Regions from separate parts of the Homo sapiens genome. Here region 1 is linked to region 2. Evidence: read pairs that join two places in POLR2A ChIA-PET (ENCODE). Cell type or tissue: A673. All regions are shown on one strand. Each heading gives the region's core, and the rest is flanking DNA. Links, peaks and the distances in the headings are about the cores only. Region 1 has its middle 7.1 kb from the start of ADAT3. Region 2 overlaps BTBD2 (BTB domain containing 2).

Region 1 (4,382 bases), core at 288-4,287, 85 kb after region 2:
CCTCGGTCTCCCAAAGTGCTGGGATTACAGGCGCGAGCCACCGCGCCCGGCCTCCCCTTTCTTTTACATACCCACCCTATCTAAAAAAAATCAAATGTTTAGCCAACCAAAGTTAGTTTAGATTGTGTGACCCGACCCCAGCCAATAGGAAAAAAGTACAGAGGCCGAGGTGGGTGGATCATGAGGTCAGGAGATTGAGACCATCCTGGCTAACACGCTGAAACCCCATCTCTACTAAAAAAAATAAAAAGATTAGCCGGGCGTGGTGGCGGGCGCCTGTAGTTCCAGCTACTCGGGAGGCTGAGGCAGGAGAATGGCGTGAACCCGGGAGGCGGAGCTTGCACTGAGCGGAGATGGCGCCACTGCACTCCAGCCTGGGTGACAGAGCGAGACTCCGTCGCAGAAAAAAAAAAAAAAAAAGCCAGCACAGTGGCTCACGCCTGTAATGCCAACACTTCGGAAGGCTGAGGCGGGTGGATCACCTGAGGTCAAGAGTTCGAGACCAACATGACTAACATGGTGAAACCCCGTCTCTACTAGAAATACGAAAAATTAGCCAGGTGTGGTGGCGCATGCCTGTAGTCCCAGCTACTCAGGAGGCTGAGGCAGGAGAATCGCTTGAACCCAGGAGGCAGAGGTTGCAGTGAGCCAAGATTGCACCATTGCACTCCAGCCTGGGCAACAAGAGGGAAACTCCGTCTCAAAAACAAAAACAAAAACAAAAAATCAAAGTCCTAAGATTATAGGCATGAGCCACAGGGCCTGGCTAAGAAACAATGTTTTTAATTATGAAAACAAATATTTTAGGCAGGGCGTGGTGGCTCATGTCTGTAATCCCAGCACTTTGGGAGGCCGAGGCAGGCGGATCATGAGATCAGTTTGAGACCAGCCTGGCCAACATGGAAAAACCCTGTCTCTACTAAAAATACAAAATTAGCCGGGCGTGGTGGCGGGCACCTGTAGTCCCAGCTACTCGGGAGGCTGAGGCAGGAGAATCACTTGAACCTGGGAGGCAGAGGATGCAGTGAGCTGAGATTGTGCCACTGTACTCCAGCCTGGGCAACAAGAGCGAAACTCTGTCTCAAAAACAAAAAAGAAATAGTATTAGACAAAGTGTGACGAAAACTGAAAAAAATTAAGAAAGTTAAAAAAACAAAACAAAACAAAACAAAACAGGAATGCGTCCAAAAAAGGAGAGGAGTTCCCCGCAAGACCCTCTGTCTGTTTCCACATGGCTGAGGCCAAAATCAGTATCAACTTCCCTGTCACCACCTTGTTCAGCTTGTTTCTTTGCGTCAGCATCCCATTAACTTTCTGATTTGTTTGTTTGTTTGTTTTGAGACGGACTCTCGCTCTGTCACCCAGGCTGGAGTGCAGTGGCATAATCTTGGCTCAGTGCAACCTCCGCCTCCCAGGTTCAAGCGATTCTCCTGCCTCAGCCTCCTGAGTAGCTGGGACTGCAGGTGCCCGCCACCACGCCCGGCTAATTGTTTTATAGTTTTAGTAGAGATGGGGTTTCACCACATTAGCCAGGATGGTCTTGATCTCCTGACCTAGCGATCCGCCCGCCTCGGCCTCCCAAAGTGCTGGAATTACAGGCGTGAGCCACCACGCCTGGCTATACATATATTTTTTCGAGACGGAGTCTCGCTCTGTCTCCCAGGCTGGAGTGCAGTGGCACGATCTCAGCTCACTGCTACCTGTGCTTCCCGGGTTCAAGCGATTCTCATGCCTCAGCCTCCCAAGTAGCTGGGATTACAGATGCCTGCCACCACGCCTAGCTAACTTTTGTATTTTTAGTATAGACGGGGTTTCACCATGTTAGCCAGGATGGTCTCGGTCTCACCTCATGATCCACCCGCCTGGCCTCCCAAATTGTTGGAATTACAGGCGTGAGCCACAGCGCCCGGCCAAGGATGTCTCATTTATTTCACCTCCACCAGGACAGGACGTTTTGGTGTTTTTTGTTTTGTTTTTGAGATGGAGTCTCACTCTGTCCCCCAGGCTGGAGTGCAGTGACATCTCGGTTCACTGCAACCTTCGCCTCCCGGGTTCAAGCGATTCTTGTGCCTCAGCCTCCTGAGTAGTTGCAATTACAGGTGCCTGCCACCACACCTGGCTAATTTTTGGATTTTTAGTAGAGATGGGAGTTCGCTGTGATGGCCAGGCTGGTCTGGAACTCCTGATCTCAGGTGATCCTCCCGCCTCAGCCACCTAAAGTGCTAGGATTACAGGCATGAGCCACCGTGCCTGGCCTTGGTGTTTTTGTTTTGTTTTTTGTTTTTTTTTTTTTTTTTGAGACAAGATCTGCCTCTGTCACCCAGGCTGGAGTGCAGTTGTGCAGTCATAGCTCACTGTGGCCTTTGCCACCCGGGCTCAAGCGATCCTCCCACCTCAGCCTCCCATGTAGCTGGGACCACAGATGTGTTCCGTCACGCCCAGCTAATTTTTGTTGTGGTTGAAATTTTTGTAGAGTCGAGGTCTTGCTGCCCTGCTAGGGCTGGACTTTCATTCTCTGCGGTATCCCTATTGCCCAGCATGCACGTGGGCAGCCCTTGTTGCTGTTATCCTGGCAAGGCAAGTGGGATCGCCCCCGCCTCTCCTGGGAGCCCTGCACCAGCCTCTCGGACCCTCCCAAAATCAAGCGGACACGGTTGCCACCTACTGACCAAAGGCAGCTGCACCCCGGTCACGGGGCTTCCGGCCGGATCTAAGCACGTGTTTACACCCTTTCCCAGAAGGTCCACACCCACCACACTCGGCTCCGGTGGGCGGGAGACAGTGCTGGTAACAGAGAACAATCACACTCCCTCATCAGCAGTGCGGAAGTTTAAAAGCTCTGTGCTAACACTGGGGTCAAAAATGGAGTGTCACCCGGGTGCGGTGGCTCACGCCTGTAATCCCAGCACTTTGGGAGGCCGAGGCAGGTGGATCACGAGGTCAGGAGATCGAGACCACCCTGGCTAACACGGTGAAACCCCGTCTCTACTAAATATACAAAAAATTAGCCGGGTGTGGTGGTGGGCGCCTGTAATCCAGCTATCCGGGGGGCTGAGGCAGGAGAATGGCGTGAACCCTGAGATCACGCCAATGCATTCCAGCCTGGGTGACAGTGCCAGACTCCGTCTCAAAAAAAAAATTTTTTTTTTTTTTTTGCAGAGACAGAGGTCTCTCTTAGTTGCCCAGGCTGGTCTTTTTTTTTTTTTTTTTTTTTTTTTTTTTTTTTGAGATGGAGTCTCGCTCTGTCGCCTAGGAGTGCAGTGGCATGATCTTGGCTCACTGCAAGCTCCGCCTCCTGCGTTCACGCCATTCTCCTGCCTCAGCTTCCCGACACCACCCCCGGCTATTTTTTTTTTATTTTTTTGAGACAGAGTCTCGCTCTGTGGTCCAGGCTGGAGTGCAGAGGCGTGATCTCAGCTCACTGCAAGCTCCACCTCCCGGGTTCACGCCATTCTCCTGCCTCAGCCTCCCGAGTACCTGGGACTACAGGCGCCCACCACCACGCCCGGCTAATTTTTTGTATTTTTAGTAGAGACGGGGTTTCACCGTATTAGCCAGGATGGTTTTGATCTCCTAACCTCGTGATTCGCCCACCTCGGCCTCCCAAAGTGCTGGGATTACAGGCGTGTGCCACCGCGCCCAGCCCCGGGTTGGTCTTGAACTTGTAAGGCTCAAGTGATCCTCCCACTCTGCCTGCCAAACTGCTGGGATTATAGGCGTGACCTAAGGCACTTGGCGTGGAGATAGGAAGTCTCTCTCTGTGGCCCAGGCTGGAGTGCAGTGGGAGCTGATCACGGCTCACCACAGCCTCAAACTCCTGGGCTCAGGGGATCCTCCCACATTGGGCTCCGGAGTAGCTCAGACCACAGGCATGTGCCCCGACACCTGGCTAACCAAATATTTTTTTTTTTTTTTGTAGAGATGGGGTCTTGCTGTGTTGCCCACGCTAGTCTCAAACTCCTGGGCACCAGTGATCCTCCTGCCTTGGCCTCTCAAAGTATTTGGATTACAAGCTTGAGCCACTGTGCTTGGCCCCCGCCGAGACAGGACTTTTTAAAGAGATTATTAGGTTCAAATGACGTCCTGAGGGTGCGCCCAAATCCAATCTGACTTGTTTCTCTTTAAGAGGCAATTACAGCCAGGCGCGGTGGCTCACACCTGTAATCCCAGCACTTTGGGAGGCCGAGGTGGGCGGATAACCTGAGGTCAGGAGTTTGAGATCAGCCTGGCCACCATGGTGAAATCCTGTCTCTACTAAAAATACAAAAATTAGCCAGGTGTGGTTGGCGGGCACCTGTAATCCCAGCTACTTGGGAGGCTGAGGCAGAAGAATCGCTTGAACCTGGGAGGCGGAGGTTGCAGTGAGCCGAGATTGTGCCTCT
Region 2 (4,382 bases), core at 246-4,245:
GCCCCGACCGGGTCCAGGAGCACTGCTCGCCTGTACATACTGTTGCCCTAGCCCACCTGGTGCCGTGGGAGCCACCCCCAGGTGCTGGGGGCACAGCCCCTCCCCACTCCGGCCACGCCCCCACCCACCCCGCGTGTTTCTGCCCTGTGACTCCTGGAACCTGCGTCCTCCCCAAAGCCATGGGAGGGGTGTCCTCCTCAGACCATGCCCCCAGATGATTTTTTTAAATAAAGAAACAAATGCACCTGCCTTGAGCGCACACTGCTTTGCTCCCCTTCACTCTCTGCCCTGTCATCCGGGCTGCAGTGGGCGAGGGATGTCGTGCGCCGAGAGGGGCCCTGAACCCCGGGTCTGGTCGCCAGTGCTGCGAGACCCTCCTTAAGTACCCACAGGCCACACTGAAGCCCGGGAGGTCGAGACTGCAGTGAGCAGTGATGCACCACTGCCCTCCCCCCTGGGCAAGAGCAAGACCCTAACTAACTCAACACCTCCCCCCAAACCCAAATGCAATGGACGTGTGTGCCGATTTCCCCGTGGGGAGGCCCTGCTGGCTGCTGGGGGACCGTGGATGTGAGAGATGGAGAGAAAGCAGGGAGTGCCCAGTTGTGGCCTCAGTGGCCAGAGAAGTCAAGCCGTTGGCTGCTGCCTCAGGAGCACACGTGCAGGGCAAGACATCAAGAAACCCGGCAGCAAGGCCGCGTGGTGGCTCACACGTCATTACAGCACCTTGGGAGGCCGGGCGGGTGGATCACCTGAGGTCAGGAGTTCAGGACCAACCTGGCCGACATGGTGAAACCCCATCTCTACTAAAAACACAAAAATTAGCCAGGTATGGTGGCAGGCACCTGTAATCCCAGCTACTTGGGAGGCTGAGGCAGGCGAATCGCTTGAACCTGGGAGATGGAGGTTGCAGTGAGCCAAGATGGTGCCATTGCACTCCAGCCTGGGCGAGAAAGCAAGACTCCGTCTAAAAAAAAAAAAGCCAGCCGCAAACAGTTGCCAGGAGGCTGAAGGCTGAGCAGATCTCCACAGTGCGCAGTGCTGGGAGCAGGCAATGGAGATGGAGGCTGGCGGGGTAGGGGGCCTTGTCGAACACCCTGGGGGCCGGGCGTGCTGGCTCACACCTGCAATCCCAGCACTTTGGCAGGCTGAGGCAGAACTGCTAGGGGCCAGGAGTTTGAGACCAGCCTGGGCAACACAGCAAGACCCCATCTCTAAAAAAATACATATTAAAAGGAAACACCTTGGGCTTCTAATGAAGACACCAGAAGGGCCACCCACCAGGAGCTAGGGCAACACTCCTGTGGGGAGGACAGAACGGAAGCCGTCATCACTCCAAAACAAAACCCTGGTAGGGTCTCACTGGGCTGCTGTTACGCTGGACCCTGCCAAAAGAAAACACAGCCCTGTGAAGAAACATCAGCACCAGCTTCTACCATCTGTCATTTACAACGTCCAGCATCCATTTAAAAATGACAGGCTGGGCGTGGTGGCTCATGCCTGCAATCCCAGCACTTTGGGAGGCCGAGGCAGGTGGATCATCTGAGGTCAGGAGTTCGAGACCAGCCTGGCCAACATGGCGAAACCCGTCTCCACTAAAAATACAAAAATTAGCGAGGCGTGGTGGCGTGCATCTGTAATCCCAGCTACTTGGGAGGCTGAGGCAGGAGAATCACTTGAACCTGGGAGGCAGAGGTTGCAGTAAGCCACGATTGTGCCACTGCACTCCAGCCCAGGGAGACAGAGCAAGACTGTCTCAAAAAAAAAAAAAAAAAAAAAAAAAGCCAGGTATGGTGGCTCATGCCTGTAATCCCAGCACTTTGGGAGGCTGAGGCAGGCAGATCACGAGGTCAGGAGATCAAGACCATCCTGGCTAACATGATGAAACCCCGTCTCTACTAAAAAAAACTACAAAAATTAGCCAGGTGTGGTGACAGGTGCCTGTGGTCCCAGCTACTTGGGAGGCTGAGGCAGGAGAATGGCGTGAACCCGGGAGGTGGAGCTTGCCAGTGAGCCGAGATCTCGCCACTGCACTCCAGCCTGGGCAACACAGCAAGACTCTGTCTCAAAAAACAAACAAACAAACATGCAAGGTGAAGCACAGTGAGTAAAAACAATGGAAAAACAGAACAGATCGAGATACGTGACACAGCCAAAGGGTTGAACGTATGTGTAAGTGGAGTCCCAGAAGGAGAGAGAGAGAATGAGACTCAAGCTATATGACAGCCAAGAATTTTCCAAAATGAATGAAAGACGTTGACCCACAATTTTTTTTTTTTTTTTTTTTTTTTTTTTTTTGAGACAGAGTCTCTCTCTGTCACCCAGGCTGGAGTGCAGTGGTGCAATCTCGGCTCACTGCAAGCTCCGCCTCCCGGGTTCACGCCATTCTCCTGCCTCAGCCTCCCGAGGAGCTGGGCCTATAGGTGCCTGCCGCCACGCCCGGCTAATTTTTTGTATTTTTAGTAGAGATGGGGTCTCACCGTGTTGGCCAGGATGGTCTCGATCTCCTGACCTTGTGATCCACCAGCCTCGGCCTCCCAAAGTGCTGGGATTGCAGGCGTGAGCCGCCGCGTTTTAAAAACTTTGTCAGTGGAGCATGCTGGCTCATGCCTGTCATCCCAGCACTTTGGGAGGCCGAGGTGGGTGGATCACTTGAGGTCAGGAGTTCAAGACCAGCCTGGCCAACATGGTGAAACCCCGACTCTACTAAAAATACAAACATTATCCAGGTGTGGTGGCACACGCTTGTAATCCCAGCTACTCGGGAGGCTGAGGCAGGAGAACTGCTTGAACCCGGGAGGTGGAGGCTGCAGTGAGCCGAGACCACGCCAATGCACTCCAGCCTGGGTGACAGCGAGACTCTGTCCCAAACAAACACTTTGTCAACCTGGAATGCCACTACCAGCAAAAACATCCTTATTAAGAAAGGTGAAATAAATATTTTTTTCAGGGAACAAATGCTAATTTGTAATTTGTTACCGACAAAGCTGCACTCGGCCCGGCGTGGTGGCTCACGCCTCTCATCCCAGGGTCACTTTCCCACCTCGTCCTCCGCAAGTGCCTGGACAACAGAGCCAGACAGGCAACCCTATCTCTACCTAAAAACAAAACAGAACAAAACAATTAGCTGAGTGTGGTGGTGCACGTCTATGGTCCCAGATACTTGGGAGGCTGAGGTGGGAGGATCGCTTGAGCCCAAGAGGTGGAGGCTCCAGGGAGCTATGACTGTGCAACTGCACGCCAGCCTAGGCCAGGCCCTGTCTCAAAAAAAAAAAAAAAAAAGCTGCACTGTAAGAAATATTGAAGTTCTTCAGGCTGAAAATTATCCCAGAGGTAGTTTTGGGATTCTGTCGCCCGGGCTGGAGTGCGGTGGCGAGATCTGGGCTCACTGCAAGCTCCGCCTCCCGGGTTCACGCTATTCTCCTGCCTCAGCCTCCCCAGTAGCTAGGACTACAGGCGCCCGGCTAATTTTTTGTATTTTTAGTAGAGACAGGGTTTCACCATGTTAGCCAGGATGGTCTCGCACTCCTGACCTCGTGATCCGCCAGCCTCGGCCTCCCAAAGTGCTGGGATTACAGGAGTGAGCTACCCTGCCCGGTCCCAGATGTAATTTCTGATCAGCAGAAAGAAATGAAGAGCATCAGAAAAGGTTAACATGTGGGTAAATATATAAAGCACATGACAAGTAGTCCTTATCCCCAAGCTACTGCCGGGAAAACCATCGATGAGCTCATTCCATTTCCCTCTTGCCATCTGACTCTTACAGGTGCATTATTTCTGCTTTGTCACAACATATTACGGTGGTACTGGTCTTCCACCCTTGCTGCCGGGTATGGGGTGTTGTCTGGGGAGAAGGCACGGGGCGGAGCCGGGGCTAGTGCTGCCAAGGTCTTCACCTGCCTGCAGTTTCCGCTGTTCTTCTGGGAGCTACTGCTGATTCCCTTCACAGTGTCGTGGCCCCCGTGGAGATGTTTTCTGCCCTGCTGCGTGAACAGAGGGAGTCAAGGAGGCCTTCCGCCGTCAGAGCAGCCAGGACCATCCTGCCTGGGCCCCGTCGCTGAGGCTTTCAGGTATATTTGTGTAGTGTCGGGGAACGGGACCCCCGGGGCCAAGTCGCATGTGTGTGACTTCCCCTTTCCATGGTACGTGAACACTCGTCTCCTGCCCTCTCCCCAGACAGAGCCCAGCTCTGCCCTCTGCTTCCATCTTCCTTACCTTCCGCCTCATCAGTCGGTTTCTGTTACCGGAGGCCGCCAGCCGCTCCGGACTCGTCCCGGACAGGCAGGATGGGGATGGAAGCAACGCCCGTTCCAGGTCAAGCTTCGTGGAAAGCCCAGACAAATCCCTCTACACTTGGGTTTGGTTTCATTTTTCTTTTATTT

The links. Peaks named below come from ENCODE experiments on the same cell type or tissue, not always from the same donor. Only the 100,000 strongest peaks of a DNase experiment are listed, where the experiment ranks them.
Region 1: POLR2A ChIA-PET joins it to region 2 with 16 read pairs; 7 of 35 experiments call an interaction of 5 or more read pairs at or near these places.

What each region holds. Positions count from the first base shown.
Region 1 is chr19:1,896,081-1,900,462 of GRCh38, reverse strand. No RefSeq gene overlaps it. Among named protein-coding and RNA genes, the nearest start is that of ADAT3, 7.1 kb to the left of the region's middle. RefSeq lists a silencer at 1,335-1,507 and enhancers at 2,579-2,873, 2,312-3,007, 3,015-3,144. In A673, for the core only: a CTCF peak has its summit at 2,699 (motif pointing left); a DNase peak (open chromatin) is centred at 2,722; H3K27ac peaks cover 544 bases.
Region 2 is chr19:1,981,315-1,985,696 of GRCh38, reverse strand. BTBD2 (BTB domain containing 2) reads left to right here. Exons shown (of 9, transcript NM_017797.4): 9 at 1-249. CSNK1G2 (casein kinase 1 gamma 2) reads right to left here. Exons shown (of 12, transcript NM_001319.7): 12 at 4,359-4,382. Among named protein-coding and RNA genes, the nearest start is that of CSNK1G2-AS1, 29 kb to the right of the region's middle. In A673, for the core only: no CTCF peak of the experiment used is centred there; no DNase peak of the experiment used is centred there.